Regions from separate parts of the Mus musculus genome. Here region 2 is linked to region 1. Evidence: chromatin loops called from intact Hi-C (ENCODE). Cell type or tissue: heart. All regions are shown on one strand.

Region 1 (8,000 bases):
CTCCCAGGTCAAGCTTGCTCTTGGGTCTCTTGCTAGCGCTCGCTATGTGGCTTCTCCTAGGGAGATATGAACGAGCATCCAGATACGGCACTGACAGACCTAAGGAATGATTCCACTCACGTCAGCTTGACCAATCAATGAGTTTACTGAGCTTACTGTAATACAGCGAGGGGTTACTGACAGGAACATAAGTGACTCTCAGGTAAACGCATCACCGAGAAGCCCCACCCCAACATGGGTTGTCACCCATGAAAACTGCATCCCTGTAGTTCACACCCCCAGCCAATTTTCTACTTCCTATACCAAGACCACGGTGCAGCTGGGGAGGGGAAGGGGGTGGCTGGAATCTCCTGTGAGGGCTTGGTGACTTGCTTCCTATCAGGGAAAGTCAGTAAACCTACAACCATTGCCATAAGCTTGCATATCATGTTATTTCACTGCCATGGTTGCAGGCAATGCTTTCTGAAGGTTAGCACGGCTGCTCTGCCAAATGATGGTGATATCATGCTCATTAAGCCCAGAGGCAGTCCCGACACCTGGACTCAGGATGGGCCTGGGCTAAGCTCCCTGCCTGCTTACATGCACCCAGCAGAGGAGGGGGTCTCTCATCACTCCACTTTACAGATTAGGAAAGAAAAGCTCAGTAAGGTAGAGATTGATTGCTTATCTCAGAACATGCCAGAACTCCAACGGAAGCCTGCTAACTGAGCCCTGCTGGCTGACTCCAGCCTCCACCAGCTTGCTCAGACTAGAAGAGGCACCAAGGGCACAGGACTGTGACAGATGGACCTGTGCAAGTTATCTTTGAAATTGGAACACCCAGTAAAAGAGGCTAGCTCCTGGCACCCATTCATCTGAGCACCTCACAGACCACCTTTGTATTTTGACTTTTTCAAGTTTAAAAGATATGCCTATTTGGGTTACATGTTCGCTTACGTTAATTTATGTAAACTGCATGCGTGCGGGAGCCCATGGGAACTATCAAACTGGAGTTGAGGGTGGCTGCGAGTCACACATGGGTGCTAGGAACTGAACTCAGTCCCTTCGCTTGGTCTGCAGCAAGCACTCTAACCACTGAGCAGCCATCTCTCCGGCCCTTTGATTTAAAAGAACAGGCAGAAAATGTTAGGAATCAGTACTGTCACTCAGCCAGCAATGACAACACTCACATTTAACCAATTATGGAGGCTCACACTTGTTAAACCAGCAGCTGGGAATTAGCATGAGGAAGGTCACTGGTTTGAGGCTAGTCTGGGCTATGTAGCAAGCTGCAGATGTCTGAGCTATACAGTGAACTCTCAAACAAGAAGCCCCCTCATGTTCATGAAGTATTCTCATGGACATCCAGTGCCATGAACTACGTACAGTTCTTGATCTACAGACTCGAAAGCAGCCACATATCCAGCTCACACTCCAAGCATGGTGTCACCAGTTCTGATCCTCACACAACACAAATGAAAGCAATAAACTCATATTTTGGGAAACACCCAGCTGAGTTGCAGGGTAATGCCTGTGGTTGTACAGTGCCCTACAACCACTTCTGGAGGTTGTACAACAGCCTGTCCTGTCTTATGGTTGCTGGTCTTTTCTAAACAGTGGGTTGCATGTCAGCCCACTGAGCTAGCCTCAGCCTCATCCATCGGGACGATGCCAAATACAGTGGTTAGAACTGAGATTTTCAGAAGGACCAGATCTGCAGCAGTTTGGGGAGACACATTTGGAGCTAGTGGTTCAGGGAAGATCAACTCCATCCTTCAGGGTCCATGACTTGTGTCTCAGGAGAGGCAGTTCTAGACTGAGACCTCCCACTTTATTCAAAGGTAAGGCTACTGACCTGTGTAAGCTGGCCACAGCTCTGTGTGTGTGTGTGTGTGTGTGTGTGTGTTTTCAAGACAGGGTTTCTCTGTATAGCCCTGGCTGTAGACCAGGCTGGCCTCGAACTCAGAAATCCATCTGCCTCTGCCTCCCAAGTGCTGGGATTAAAGGCGTGCGCCACCACTGCCCAGCCTGGCCACAGCTCTTGATCACGGATGGCACAGAAGCCAGCCTGGTCCTGAACAGTCAGGGCGGCAGCATTGAGCCTGATGCGGAAGAAGCTGCAACTTTAACAGTGCGCAGGGAAGAGGGTTGGGGGGATGGGCACCTTGGGACAGCAGCTGTGAACCATCAACTTTGAAGTACCTAAAGATACTTCATAGTGTGGGCAGAGGGCTCAGCATCCAACCCAGGGACGAACCAAGACTCCTGGGGGAGGCAGGGTGGAGTGGAGCACACGGACAGTGGGACAGGGGGCTCACACAAGAGCAGGAACTAAGGGATTGCTGCCCTGCCTGCCTTCTCTGTCCTTGCCAACCGCCTACATTGTTTGGACTTTGGGAGTCACATGAATGCAAAACCGGGTTCTCTCTGGGAAACTTAGCTCATTAAGGCGTCTTCACCTGTAAAAGGAGATCTATCTCCCAAAATGAAGCTGGAATTTAAGATAAGTGACTGATTGCTTCTCAGCCTTTTGGCTAAGATCAAGTAAGAGCAGTGACTGGCCTAGCCCTCTCCTGCTCTCAAGCTGGGGAAAGGTCCAACCCAACCCCAGCTCATTTTACTTTGGAGGTACTCAATCCTGACTCGTCTAGGAAAGTTTTCCAAAAGTATAAAAATTGGGGCGTAGACATGAAGTAGCTCTGTAATTCCAGCCCTTCAGAACAGGATTTCCATAGCTTCACGGGTAGCCAGCGTTACAGGGCAAGATCTTGGTTTGGGTGGTGTACTGGCTAGTTTTGTGTCAACTTGACACAGGCTGGAGTTATCACAGTGAAAGGAGTCAATTGAGGAAATGCCTCCATGAGATCCAGCTGTAAGGCATTTTCTCAATTAGTGACTAAGGGGTGAGGGCCCATTGTGGGTGGTGCCATACCTGGGCTTGGGTTCTATAAGAAAACAAGCTGAGCAAGCCTCCATGGCCTCTGCATCAGCTCCTGCTTCCTGGCCTGCTTAGTCCCAGTCCTGACTTCCTTTCGTGATGAACAGCAGTGTGTATGTAGTGTAAGCTGAATAAACCCTTTCCACCCCAACTTGCTTCTTGGTCATGATATTTTGTCCAGGAATAGAAACCCTAAGACAGGTGGTGTTTTTGTTTTGTTTTAAAAAAAGGTCGGTTGTTGTTGCACACACTTTTGGTCACAACACCTGGGAGGCAGAGGCCAGCATGGTCTGCAAAGCGAGTCCCAGGACAGTCAAGGGTACACAGAGAAACTCTGTCTCAAAAAACAAAAACAAAAAGAACATGGAAAAAGAAAAGATCTGTGCCGAGGATCCCTATGTCCTTATTGTGAAAATCTTCCTGAATTAGAATACACATAGGTAGGGCTGCCGTGACTTCACACCACGGATCCACACCTAGGCAGCTCTCCCCTCACCCAATACCCCTGTAACATGACCACCCCTGTTGCGTTCGCGACAATAAAAAGCAAGCCCTAACACCTAACTCGGCTCGGTGCACGTTGTGGAGAGGAGTTACCCAGTCTGAAAGAAGTTAGGTTGGTTCTATTAAGGTGAAAACTGTCCCTTTGCAGTCTAGTAACAACGTGGAGGTGGGGGACATCGGACAAGTCGCATGGGTAGGCTAGCAGAGAGGGGTTGGGGACTGGGTCCCTCGCTCCTGTCATAGCAGAGGTCTTTGCACACGGGCCTTGCGGCGTGCGCACCTGCTCTCACGGCCTCCTCGCCTGCCCCACCCCTGCCCGCTCGCCCCCAGGCTCGCCCCCGGGAATCGCGTTCGTGCGGAGCAGCGCTCTGAGCCTGCGCGTTGCTGCCCGCCGCACAGCCGGCTTTCTGAAAGCCAGCCATCTCCAAAGCCGAAGCACCGCACCACGGCCGCCGCTAGGGCCCGACTCTCGCGAGAGCTCCCTGGGCCACCCTTGCACCTTCCCCGACTCCACGGGGAATTGGGAGGAAGTTCCGGAGAGCCGCGGCGCGCAAACGCGACACGCCAATCTTGCGCCAGCGCGCCGCAAGTGCGCAGGCGCCGCCACACTGCTGCTCTTCCTCGTCCCTCTGCCCACATCAGGCTGTCGGGTCCTATGTCGCGCCGGGCCCTCCGGAGACTGAGGGGGGAACAGCGCGGCCAGGAACCCCTAGGGCCCGACGCCTTGAAGTTTGTCCTCCTTGATGACGATGACGCAGAGGAAGAGGGACCAAAACCGGGGCTGGGTGGCCGGCGCCCCGGGGGTGCAGGGAAGGAAGGAGTCCGTGTCAACAACCGGTTTGAGCTGGTGAGGAGCTGGGCAACCTGAGGGGGGGGAAATGGTGGGGGCATGACGTCATGCGAAGGGGCACAAAGTTGGGTCTGGACTGCAGTCGAGTGGGCGGAGAGAAGGGACTGCGCCGCATCGGGGAAGGCGGGTCTTCAGCCGCAGGGTGGGTGGGGTGAGGAAGCCGTGTTCCCCGTCCGAGATCGAGTGGAAGGTGGAAGAAAATGCCGAGCGAAGGGGCTGCTAAAGGCTAACGGGGGTGCCGACAAGGGGCTGAGTGACAGGACTTTGCTGCAGCATAGGGCGTGTCTCGCGGCTGTGTCCAGAGACGTGACGTGACGCAGGGCAGGACGGGGCAGTGACGTCAGAGTGGGCGGGGCGTGACATCCGAGACAGCTAAGGGGGAGGGGCACTGTGGATGGCGAGTGGGAGGTGGGGTTCAGTTGGGTCTAGGCTTCACTGAAGGAGTAGGGTTGTTCTGTCCGGGGCAATGGGATGGTAGGGTAGGCTTGGTTTCATTTCTGCGACTTGAGGGAGGTCTCTCTTCTGCAAACATTTCGGCTTATTCATCACAGTACTTCTGTGTGTCCCAGCTACTTGTACCTATCGTATCGTATTCCTCGCAGCAGAAAATTGGGTAGCAGTCCTGAGCCCCGTGTTTTTCCTTACGACAGACTGACCTGGGTCTGCAGTTTCATATGTGTATAAATTATGATTCTGACTTCATGTGTGGGCAGATAATATGTCTTTTCCTCGTATCTCCAACTTCCACATATGGTAAGGTGTCAGTGGCCATTTTCGAGTGAGTAAAAAGATGTAATGTGTCTGAGACTCTCAGTCTTGCAGTGAATTGTCTCAGCTAGCTGGGACACACGGAAGTACTGGGTCTTCCTCAAGTCGCAGATATGAAACCATGTCTATCCTACTGTTGCAGCACCCAAGACAGCACTACCCCCAGTTGTCCCCAGCTTTTTATCAGTTAGCAGGTTTAAAAGTTCCTAGCAAAGATATTGATTGGTGTGAGAAATGTCACAGACATTTTGGAAGTTTGGTTCAGAGATTGTTTATTTCTCCCATAAGGAAAGGAAGGGATCTGTCCTGTAGTCTGTGGCGATGGTGAAATATGTCTTCCCTTGGTACAGAGAACTCGCCTGCCTCCTCTGACTTTGAGCCTGAGAGCAACCCCCATTCCTACTGTTTCTTCTCCCTTCACTAGTACTTTTCTTAGATTTACTTTTGCTTATCATCATTTCTTTTTCAAGACAGGGTTTCTCTATGTAGTCTTGGCTGTCCTTGAACTCACTCTGTAGACTACTTAGAGATGCTGTGTCTCAGACTCGGAAATTCGCGCACTTCTGCCTCCTGAGTGCTGGGATCAAAGGCATGTACCACCACCACCCAGCTATGTTTACTTTTAAACGTACACAAAAATTAGGAAAATACAAATAACCCGTATGCGCCCATGGCCCAGTTTCTGTCAGTCTACATGCCTTTAATATAATTTTAATCCCATTTCTCTTAAGAGGTGATTGCAAAACAGAGCCTAGATATCCCATCATTCACCCATCTGTAGCCTTCCTTGTACTGGGATTCCTCCCTTGACGGCAGCTGGGGTTCACTCTCAGACCTTAGGGATCTGAGACCATTGGTTCTTAAAGATTTTACAGCTCTCCTGAACTTGTCCTGCACTTCGCTTTCCCTGGTTCTTTACGGCTTTCACCTTTAGCCTTGGCTCCCTGTCCTCTGCTTTTGCCTCCCTCTGTCCCATCCCTGACACTCTCTCAAACTGGTCAGTGGCCTCCTTTTCATATGTCACGAAGTTGGCAATCTTGCCACCTTTGGGGCCCAGGCTACTGACTGCTCAGCTGCTTTGAATTACACTGCTGAGGTAGGCAAGCGGGGCGGGAGGCTGGTGATACAACCCAGTGGTGAAGGGCCCTTGCTGCTTTTCCAGAGGACTGGCGTTTGGGACCAGGGAATCACCTACAGATCAGAACCAAGGCTCGTGGTAGTAGACGCCCGATACAAAGGGAAGCAGTATTTCCGAGGCTGCACCTGTCAGCTGTGAGCACAGTTCAAGGCCTCTGGAATATTCAATGTTGAATATGGGTCGTCTGCCTTACGGTTTGGCAGACAGTTCTATTCCTCAAGGCAGCTGGGGTGGGGAGATTTCAACAATTGCCAGTTAGAGAACCAAGATGCTCTGTCCCCCAACGTCTTTGCTTAGCTACAGGAAATTAGCATCAGAATGTGAGGAGGTTTTTAACATTCGTAGAGTTTCTAACAGTGCCTCGAATCTGTACAGTACTGGGGTGGAGCGAGACCCCTTTATCTGTCTCAGGTCACAGGGAGCCTTCATTGCTGCTGCCACCATGAGAACGCAGTGATAGCTCTCCATTCCCAGCAGGTGTCTGCTATGCTAAGACACTTCTCCCTGACCTCGCCTGTTAGTAATCTTGCTCACTGTTTCAGCCGCCCTGACCTGCCTTTGCCTCCCCCGTCTGGCTGCGGTCCCCTTTGCTGAGACGCTAACATGAGACTTCCCCTCACATGGGCATGCTTACCCTACATGATATGATATGAACAAGGTCTGTTCTTACCATGTGCCTACCTTTACAGCCATCCCCATTCACCTTCCCCCTGGCACTCACCACCGGCCAGGCTGCGCTGCTCTTCTGTGTACGCTGATTGTGTCCCACAGCTAGCATTTGTTCCTTAGGAAAAGACTGCTGCTCAATGATGTACCACCGCCCCTCAGGACAGTGTTCACGTCTATCTGTGCTGATTTTAATAAAACAAACTACTACCCAGGCAGTGGTAGTGCACGCCTTTAATCCCAGAGTCAGAGGCAGGCAGATCTCTGAGTTCAAGATCAGCCTGGTCTACAGAGTGAGTTCTAGGACTGCCAGGGCTACACAGAGAAACCCTGTTTCAAAACAAAACAAACACTTGCTATTGGTTTTTTGGTTTGTTTTGTTTTTTTGTTTTTGTTTTTTTGAGACAGGGTTTCTCTGTGTAGCCCTGGCTGTCCTGGAACTCACTCTGTAGACCAGGTTGACCTCAAACTCAGAAATCCGCCTGCCTCTGCCTCCCGAGTGCTGGGATTAAAGGTGTGCACCACCACTGCCTGGCAACAAACATTGGCTTTAGACTTGTGTACAGGTCAGTGCTGCCTGTCCTGGCTATCCTTCTTTGTAGTCTGAGAGCCTGGATAGGACACTGAATGCAAGTTTGGGGGATGTTCTTGCTAACAGGTGGGGATGTCATGAAGCCTGTGCGAGCTCATGGGTGCGTCCTGTAGCATGTGCTGGGCATGTGATCAGCACTCAACAGAGTAGATGTGTCCTGTTGGAGATGGAAGGGGCAGAAGAGCTCTGCAAACACATGACGGCAAGCGGCTTGTTTGATACATTCTTAGGGGTGGACGGGGAAGGACAGAGATGGCCTAGGGCCATGCCAGACTCTAGATTAGAAGTCATCTGGACCATTTCAATCAGAAGAGTTTTTAAAAATCAGTTTGTTGGGCTGGAGAGATGGCTCAGTGGTTAAGAGCACTGACTGCTCTTCTGAAGGTCCTGAGTTCAAATCCCAGCAACCACATGGTGGCTCACAACCATCTGGATTGAGATCTGATGCCTTCTTCTGGTGTGTCTGAAGACAGCTACAGTGTACTTAATTATAATAATAAAATAAAATCTTTAAAAAAAATCAGTTTGTTGCTGGATGTAACAGCTCATACCTTGGATCCCTGCA
Region 2 (8,000 bases), 69 kb after region 1:
GTTCGTTTCATATGTACACATCAGGCCTTGCTTTTTCTAGAGCTATTAGGTCTCCTGTTGACAAAGACAGACAGGTTTGCCTTGCTAACAGGCTTCCAACTGATGAATAAACAGGTTGTAGGTGCAACGTAGATGCAAGGTTTTTCCTGTTCCTTCATTGCTTTGTGCTTAGTAACGACTGGACTCAGTAATAACTCCTGACGATTCTGATGACTTGTGAGATGGGAAGAAAAAAGGATTAAAATTTATGCAAGTTCTGAGAGTCTGAGAAAATGATTTAACTATGTAAAGGCAGAGTGGAAAGGTGTAAGAGAATAATTTAAGGAATATGAAAAATAAAATGTTTTGGAATTATTTTATTTTATTTTATTTTAATTTTTTATTTTATTTTTTTGTTTTGGATTTCTTAACCCCTTTCTATGCTATTGTTACAATAAGACTTCAAAAATTCAGAGTTTTAACATTGATCAGTGGAGGAGTTCTGATATGCTCTGTCCAATCTCTCTCTCTCTCTCTCTATCTATCTATCCATCCATCCATCCATCCATCCATCCATCCATCCATCCACAGCTTCCTGGACAGAGGGAAAAAGTTTCATGCTTTTTAACCCAAAGCGAGGCTCCTCCAGCTGTCTTACAGACACGTTAGCTGCCTTTTCTACAATGTGGATTTTAGTACAACGGTAATTCTAATATATCTAAAACATTTCTCTTTTTGTAAACTAAAAAAATTCGTGGGAGCTTCTGGGGCTTGAATGAGTCACAAAACATGAATCCACCTCTCACAGGCAGATTTCTGAGTTCGAGGCCAGCCTGGTCTACAGAGTGAGTTCCATGACAGCCAGGGCTACACAGAGAAATCCTGTCTCAGAAAAACAAAAAAATAAAAGAAAACAAACAAACAAACAAAGCAAGCAAGCAAGCAAGCAAGAAAACAAGCATTTAATTGGGGGCTTACTTACAGTTTCAGAAGTTTGTAAAAGTAACTTTTATTCTCCTGCATAATTGTCATCTCCCGGGCTCACTGCCTCAGTCTGCTAACCTAGGCTTAGCCTCTGTACAATCTTTTTTGTTTGTTTGTTTGTTTTTGTTTTTCAAGACAGGGTTTTCTCTATATAGTCCTGGCTGACCTGGAACTCACTCTGTAGACCAGGCTGGCCTCGAACTCAGAAATCCGCCTGCCTCTGCCTCCCAAGTGCTGGGATTAAAGGCGTGTGCCACCACTGCCCGGCACCTCTGTACAATCTTATATAGGCCTAGAATATTTTCAGTTGCTGAGACTTACTGCTGAATAAGCTCATACTTTCGTGTTCTTTCTGAGCTCTGGCAGGCTGGTTCAACTCAGCTATTCTAGCTCAAACTCCTCTCCAAGATGACTGATTCAAACTGGTCTCTCTCTCAGCCTCTGGCTGAATTGGTCTGCATGGCCTCATGCTAACTTTGGCAATTTGTTCTGTCTGCTGCTCTGATCTTCTTGCTCCTTCTCTGGCTTGTTCTGTCTTCACCTGTGTCTAGTTTGTTCTCAGTCTGCAACCTGTCTCTGTACAACTGTCTCAGTAAAACCGCCTCCTCCCCCCCCCCCTCTCTCTCTCTTTCTCTTCTCTTCTCTTCTCTTCTCTTCTCTTCTCTTCTCTTCTCTTCTCTTCTCTTCTCTTCTCTTTGTACTGCTCCCTTTTATGTTGCCTCACTTTCCTCTCTCTTCTTGGAAGAGTTGAGCAGATCCTATTCTCTGATCTGGCTTCATTGTTTGGGATTAAAGGTGTGTACTAAGGGCATGTCTGTACTCTAGCCAGAGAGATTAAAGGTATGTGTTAAGAGCTGAGCCACACATCAATTAGAAGAAAAAAATGTTTCTCCAGTAAATAACACAACCTTGGGATTCACAATGTGATCAAATATCCTGCAATAAAGGTTTAGTCCATTTTCATCATGGAGGGGAGCATGGTGGCATGCAGGAAGACATGGTGCTGGAGAAGGACCCAAGAGATCTCTATCTGGATCCTCAGGCAGCAAGAAGAGTGAGACACCGGGATTGGCTTGGGTTTTTTGAAATCCCAAAACCCACCCTCAGTGACACACCTCCTTCCAAGAAGGCCACACTCACTCCAATAAGGCCACACTTCTAATCCTTCTCAAGTAGTTCCAGTCCTTGATGACTAAGCATTTAAATTTACAAGCCTATGGGAGCCGTTCTCATTCAAACCGCTACAATTTTCCTTTACTTTTTGCTTTTTTTTTTAATGGGACAGTGTCTCCTGTAATCCAAAGTAGTCTTGAACTCTCATGTAGCTAAGCCTTGTCTTGAACTTCCAGTATTCCTATCACTGCCTTTGAACTGTTGGAGTTACAGGCTTTCCTGTCTGTGGTGGTTTGAATGGGAATGGTCTCAGGGTTCATACATTTGAATTTTTTGTACTTAGTGCATAGAACTTGTTTTAGAAATGATTGAGAGGTATTTACCCTCGGGGTGGTTTTTGAGGTCTCAATAGCTCAGGCCAGGTCCTGTCTGTCTGTCTGTCTGTCTATCTGTCTGTCTCCCTGTCTCTGCCTCCAACTGTGAATCAGGATGCAAGTGCTTAGCTACTACTCTAGCACCATGCCTGCCTCTGAAACTATAAGCAATTCCCCAGTGAAATGGTTTCTTTTGTAACCGTTGCCTTGGTCATGGTGTCTCTTCGCAGCAAAAGAACAGGGACTAAGATGCCACATTCTTCAAATGTCATTTTCTAAGTGTGTGTCAACTCATTTCCTTTTGAATCTTAAGTCAGACGTCCAGCCTCACTATCTAATCTCAGGCCCCGCCTTACTAGCCTCTGTGTCCTTCAGCACACACCTGATCCATTTGCCTTTTCTACTTGTCTGTCTGGTCCTTGGGCAATGCAGCCTCCTCAAGTCTTGTCCTGATCATTTTCTGGTGATGTGCCTGAGCATGGCATATAGTTGTACTCAATAAAAGTGCTGTTGCATGCTGGGCGTGGTGGCGCACGCCTTTAATCACAGCACTCGGGAGGCAGAGGCAGGTGGATTTCTGAGTTCGAAGCCAGCCTGGTCTACAGAGTTCCAGGACAGCCTGGGCTACACAGGGATACCCTGTCTCGAAAAACCAAAAAAAAAAAAAAAAAGAAAGAAAAGAAAAAAAAAAAGAAAAGAAAAGAAAAGAAAAAGTGCTGTTGCATCAACGGAGAAACTGTCAAGACTCATAGTAATGAAGACAGGCAGACGTGGCTCCATCCTTGACTCTCTGTGAAGGTGAGGGCCCAGTGCTAGTACAGATATTGGCTCATATCACAAGCACTGGTATAGGCCTTCTAGCACAGAAGTAATAATCCAAAACACTTGCCTTTAGCTCTTAGCCTTTGGGATGAGGAACAAAGAGTCAGTAGAAATGTCAGAGGAGAGTCATCAGACAGTAACGAGTGCCTCTCCGATATCTCTGCTCACAGATGAGGAGGAAGTATTAGGAGAGACATTTGGCTGTGGTTAGGAAAGACTGTATCCTAAAGGCTGAGCCAGAGAGGCCTAAGTGTGGACCTGGCCTGTTAGGGGTAAGGAGGGTGAAGTCTGGTGAGAGAGCTGGGAGGTGAAGTCTGAGGCAGACTTCTTCCCTGGGATCCTCCAACTGCTGGGCTTGAGGTGCAGAGGGAGTCTGAGGGTGCTGAGGCTGTCATGGCTGTGGTGTCACCGTGGGGTGGGGAAGAAGGGCTGGTCCTGAGTCCGGTGGAAGTTAGATCAGACAAAGGAATGTGATCAGGAACGCACTGAAGGTTGGCCTCAGGTGGGAATGATTTATTCACTATCAGACAGAGGTGTGTTAGGTGTGTGGTGTGTGTATGTCTCTGTGTGTGTATGTGGTTTGATGTGCGTGTGGTGTGTGTAGTGTTATGTTGTGTGATGTGTATGTGTGGTGTGTGTAGTGTGTGTGGTGTGTGTAGTGTGTATGTAGTGTGTCATGTGTGTATGAGGTGTGTGTGTATGTGTATGGTGTGTATAGTATGTGTGTAGTGTGTATAGTGAGTGTGTGGTGTGTATGTGGTATGTCGTGTGTGTGTCGTGTGTATGAGTGTGTGGTGTGTAGTGTGTGTGTATGTGGTGTGATGTGTGTGTGTGGTGTTATTGTTGTTTTCTCAGATAGGACCTTTGGAGCTTGAGACGCACCTTAAATGTCTCGATGGTGGTGTCCTGGGGACAGCTGAATGTCAGTGTTGGGGATGTGGGGACATTGAGGGGTTACCACTGTGGAACCATTCCCTTGAATGCAATTACTAAGGCGTGGGGGTGGGGGAACTCAGGAGAAAAGACTCAGGGCAAAGGTAATGGACTCTATGGACCAGAAGCAGGAGACTTGGAGGTGCTCCAGCGAGCCAGCAGGGCAATCGGTGTCATGAACCTCCTGGCCGGAGGCGGCAGCAGCGGGCGGAGGAGCCGGTACAGTGTATCAGCGGCGGCGAACTACAGTGTAGCCAGCCGGTCCGGTACAATGTAGCGGCAGCCAGGTAAGCCAGAAAGCGGTCTCTGTAGGTGTCGGGGGGGTCTGGTGGGAAAGCAGGCGAGGGTCCAGATCTCAGCATGCAATCGCCACTGGTCGGACTCCGGGATCGGGCTTCTGACCCACGCACTCATGGTGCAGAACTGGCAGAGGCCTCAAGCAAGACGTCCAGCTCCCGGCTGCCGCCTGCTGGCTCTCCGCTGTGCGCAAGGCCTTGGTGACCTCATTGGTCCCCGCAGTACGTAGGGCAGAGCTTAGCGTCCACAGATGCCGACCCCCACCCCCAATCACCGGGTGGCTTCAGAGCCTGAGTATGGGACTCCCGGCCCAAGGACCCGCAGGGACTCGCCTTCTGCTATGTTGAGCTTTTCTGAGCCTTCGGTTTCACAACTATGAAATGGGTGAGGAAGGTCGTAGAGACCTGCCCCAGTGGGGACAGTCGCATCCTCAGAATGAATTCACGTTATAGCGGGTAGAAATGTGAGGTGCGCTTTGTTGCGCCTTCTGGGGTAGTTGAGAATTATTAACACTGGTCCTGCTTGGCCTGGATTGCCTGTCCATCCTTTTTAAGGGTGTGAGCAAATAGGATGTACTTTGGACTCCTGTGGCCCTTGGACTAGCACTTTTTGGTGGCTAAAGTAACACACCGGAGGCGGGCTCTTATTCACCATAATCTGTCTTGAACTTTCACCCAGTGCCTCTGATGTACCACAGACCCTTGGTCTTACTCTGAGGGTTTCAGTTGTCAAGTTGTAATTATTATTCGATTTAGGAGAGACCTCTGCAGGGGCTGGATGGAACAGTTTTCTTTTTTTTTTTTTTTTTTTTTGTCCTTTCTTGAGTATCTTTCCTGAGGCCAACCACGGATTCTGGGTGCAGATCTCTGTAAGGCTGGTGGGGAAATAGGAGATGGGGTCCTACTCAAAGCCGGCTGTTGCTTCCTGCAGCCTGGGCTGGGCTGAGGTGCTGTCTATTCGTACTCAGCTGAAAGAGCAATATGGTTCTCCAAACTGGTTCCAGACAAACCAGGAAGATGGGTTAAATGGCTCCATTGCTTAATTCATTCCTTGCTTTTGTTCCTGGTCAGGTGGTGGCAGTGCCAGTCAGGACATACATAAGGGAGCCATTTTCCTGGGAAAGGTAGCCCAGAGGAGAGTGGAGGGCAAGCTCTGGTCAAGGTCTCCCTGTCCCTCTGACTATATTCTAAACCATCGGGAGGTTTCCAGAGAAGGCGTCTGGAAGGGGCTCCTGTGGGCTCCACCCAGTTCCTTTAGACTGGGCTGGTCACCACATGGCGTCGGTGACTGCCCAGCAGCAACTCCCAGTTTCTGTTGTTACCAAACCACACACTCGTCCTTCCGCTCAGTCTTGGGCAAGAGAGTAGGGCTGCAATTGATTTCTTTCTTTCTTTCTTTTTTAAGATTTATTTATTTATTATATGTAAGTACACTGTAGCTGTCTTCAGACACTACAGAAGAGGGCTTCAGATCTCATTATGGACGGTTGTGAGCCACCATGTGGTTGCTGGGATTTGAACTCAGGACCTTCAGAAGAACAGTCAGTGGTCCTAACCACTGAGCCATCTCTCTCTGTCCAGCCCAATACATTCTTTTTTGGTTTTTTTTTTTTTTTGGTTTTTGGTTTTTGGTTTTTTCCAGACAGGGTTTCTCTGTATAGCCCTGGCTGTCCTGGAACTCACTCTGTAGACCAGGCTGGCCTTGAACTCAGAAATTCCACCTGCCACCACTGCCGGGCTTAAACCTTTTTTGTTGTTGTTTTTGTTTTTTTTTTTTTGAGGCAGGGTTTCTCTGTGTAGCCCTGGTTGTCTTGGAATTTACTCTGTAGACCAGGCTGGCCTTGAACTCAGAAATCCACCTGCTTCTGCCTCCCAAGTGCTGGGATTAAAGGCGTGCGCCACCACGCCTGGCGGAATTTTTCATTAATGAAGATTATCGTTATAGCAATTCTGATACCAGACCCCATGGAGATTGTCCCAGTGGTGATAGAAAAGAAAGCGGTCTGTGTGTGAATGCTTAGGCAGAAGTCTGTGTTTGTTTTTTGCTTTTTGTTTAGGCAGAAGTCTTAACTGCAAAGGAGAAATTTTTAGAGAAAAGGAACAACTGGTTTTGAGCAGCTCATGCTGCCAACAGAAAAATGAAGGCATTTTATGGTTTTTGTTTGTTTGTTTTTTGTTTGTTTGTTTGTTTTATTGGTTGGTTTTTCAAGACAGGATTTCTCTGTGTAGCCTGGACTGTCCCGGAACTTGCTATGTAGACCAGGCTGTCAGCCTTAGACTTGCCAAGGTCTGAGACAAGGCCAAGGTGAAGAGTTCTGCCTGCCTCTGCCTTCCAAGTGCTTCGATTAAAGGTGTGTCCCACCACTGCCTTGCAAGAATATAGTGTTTAAAGAAATGTCTTTCTCGTGGTTGAAGAGGATTTTTTTCCCATGAAGATGGAGAGAAGTGGCAGTTTGTCCCTGGAGACCTCCTGTCATTATCCTATGCCTGGTGGCGTTTTCCCTTGCAATATTGGGGTGGGTGATGGGCATGTCCCATAGATTGCTAACAAGAAAGGGGAGGACCTGGGCGAGTGCCTTTATGGATTAGGGGCTGAGCATCTGCCTCTTCCTGTGAGTGCTTAGCCCTACGTGGTAGTATTATTATTGATCTTTTGAGTGAGAAACTGGGAGCAGAGAAAGGCCAGGAGGCCGGTGTTCAGGCTGAGGCTGTCCATCTTCTTAGGGTGAGGTGACTGGAATGGTCTTTTGGAATCTTTTTTTGGCTGCAAGAGGCAGAGCTCAGCCTTCCAACAGCAGTGGTCTAAACAAGTCTGCTTCTGCCTCACCTGACTGAAACCTCGTGGTGAGCGGCCAGAGCGGAGGTGGAAGCGCTTTAGATCTGTCGTCTGGCAGTCCTCGTGAGTGGCTTCTGTCATAGCTCAAGGTGGCTGTGTCAGCTTCACTCGTTACGCCTCCGTTCCGGTCAGAGGAGGAAGGGCGGGAGAACAGGTCTGAGAAGCCCTAAGTGATCTTTCTGTTCGTGTTCCATTGATCAGGACATAGTCACATTACCATGCCTAGGTGCAGGGCAGTCTGGGAAGTCACGTGACAAGAGTGATGCCCTCCTCATGCAGGGTGAAAGGGTGAGTGAGCCCTGGGACAGTTTAATCTCGCCTGTACTCTGGCTGCTCCTTAGGATGCTTGGGAGGTACTGGACATTGGTCGGGGACCCACGACTGTAGCACCCAGGGTGACTCATCCAAAGGGATCAGCCAGGGCCCCTGCATCTCCTTAGACCCTTAGCAGCTGTTGGTGCTTAGTAGACTGGAGCTATGGCCTTCTCCCTGAATGGAGGCAGGGCCAGCAGGACATGGTCCGTGTGGCTCTGGAGAGAGCTTTTGCCGAGCGCTGAGGGGCCGTCAGTCCAGGATACCACCCCACGTGGTGAGGATTGAGCAGGACTTGCCTCTCTGGGCTTAGTGCTTTTATTTCTCTTCAAGTGAAAGAGCAGGGAAAGA

Evidence for each region. A loop is a pair of places that touch in the nucleus more often than their neighbours do. Peaks named below come from ENCODE experiments on the same cell type or tissue, not always from the same donor. Only the 100,000 strongest peaks of a DNase experiment are listed, where the experiment ranks them.
Region 2: it touches region 1 in a loop (4-fold over the local background); 3 of 42 quality-filtered maps call a loop at or near these places.

What each region holds. Positions count from the first base shown.
Region 1 is chr8:123,369,797-123,377,796 of GRCm38, forward strand. Tcf25 (transcription factor 25 (basic helix-loop-helix)) reads left to right here and starts at 3,915. Exons shown (of 18, transcript NM_001037878.4): 1 at 3,915-4,268. The coding sequence starts at 4,077. In heart, a CTCF peak has its summit at 3,873; DNase peaks (open chromatin) are centred at 3,955 and 4,585; H3K4me3 peaks cover 2,190 bases; H3K27ac peaks cover 2,577 bases.
Region 2 is chr8:123,438,560-123,446,559 of GRCm38, forward strand. Def8 (differentially expressed in FDCP 8) reads left to right here and starts at 4,397. Exons shown (of 12, transcript NM_054046.5): 1 at 4,397-4,492. In heart, a CTCF peak has its summit at 4,500; DNase peaks (open chromatin) are centred at 4,492 and 4,662; H3K4me3 peaks cover 1,155 bases; H3K27ac peaks cover 2,005 bases.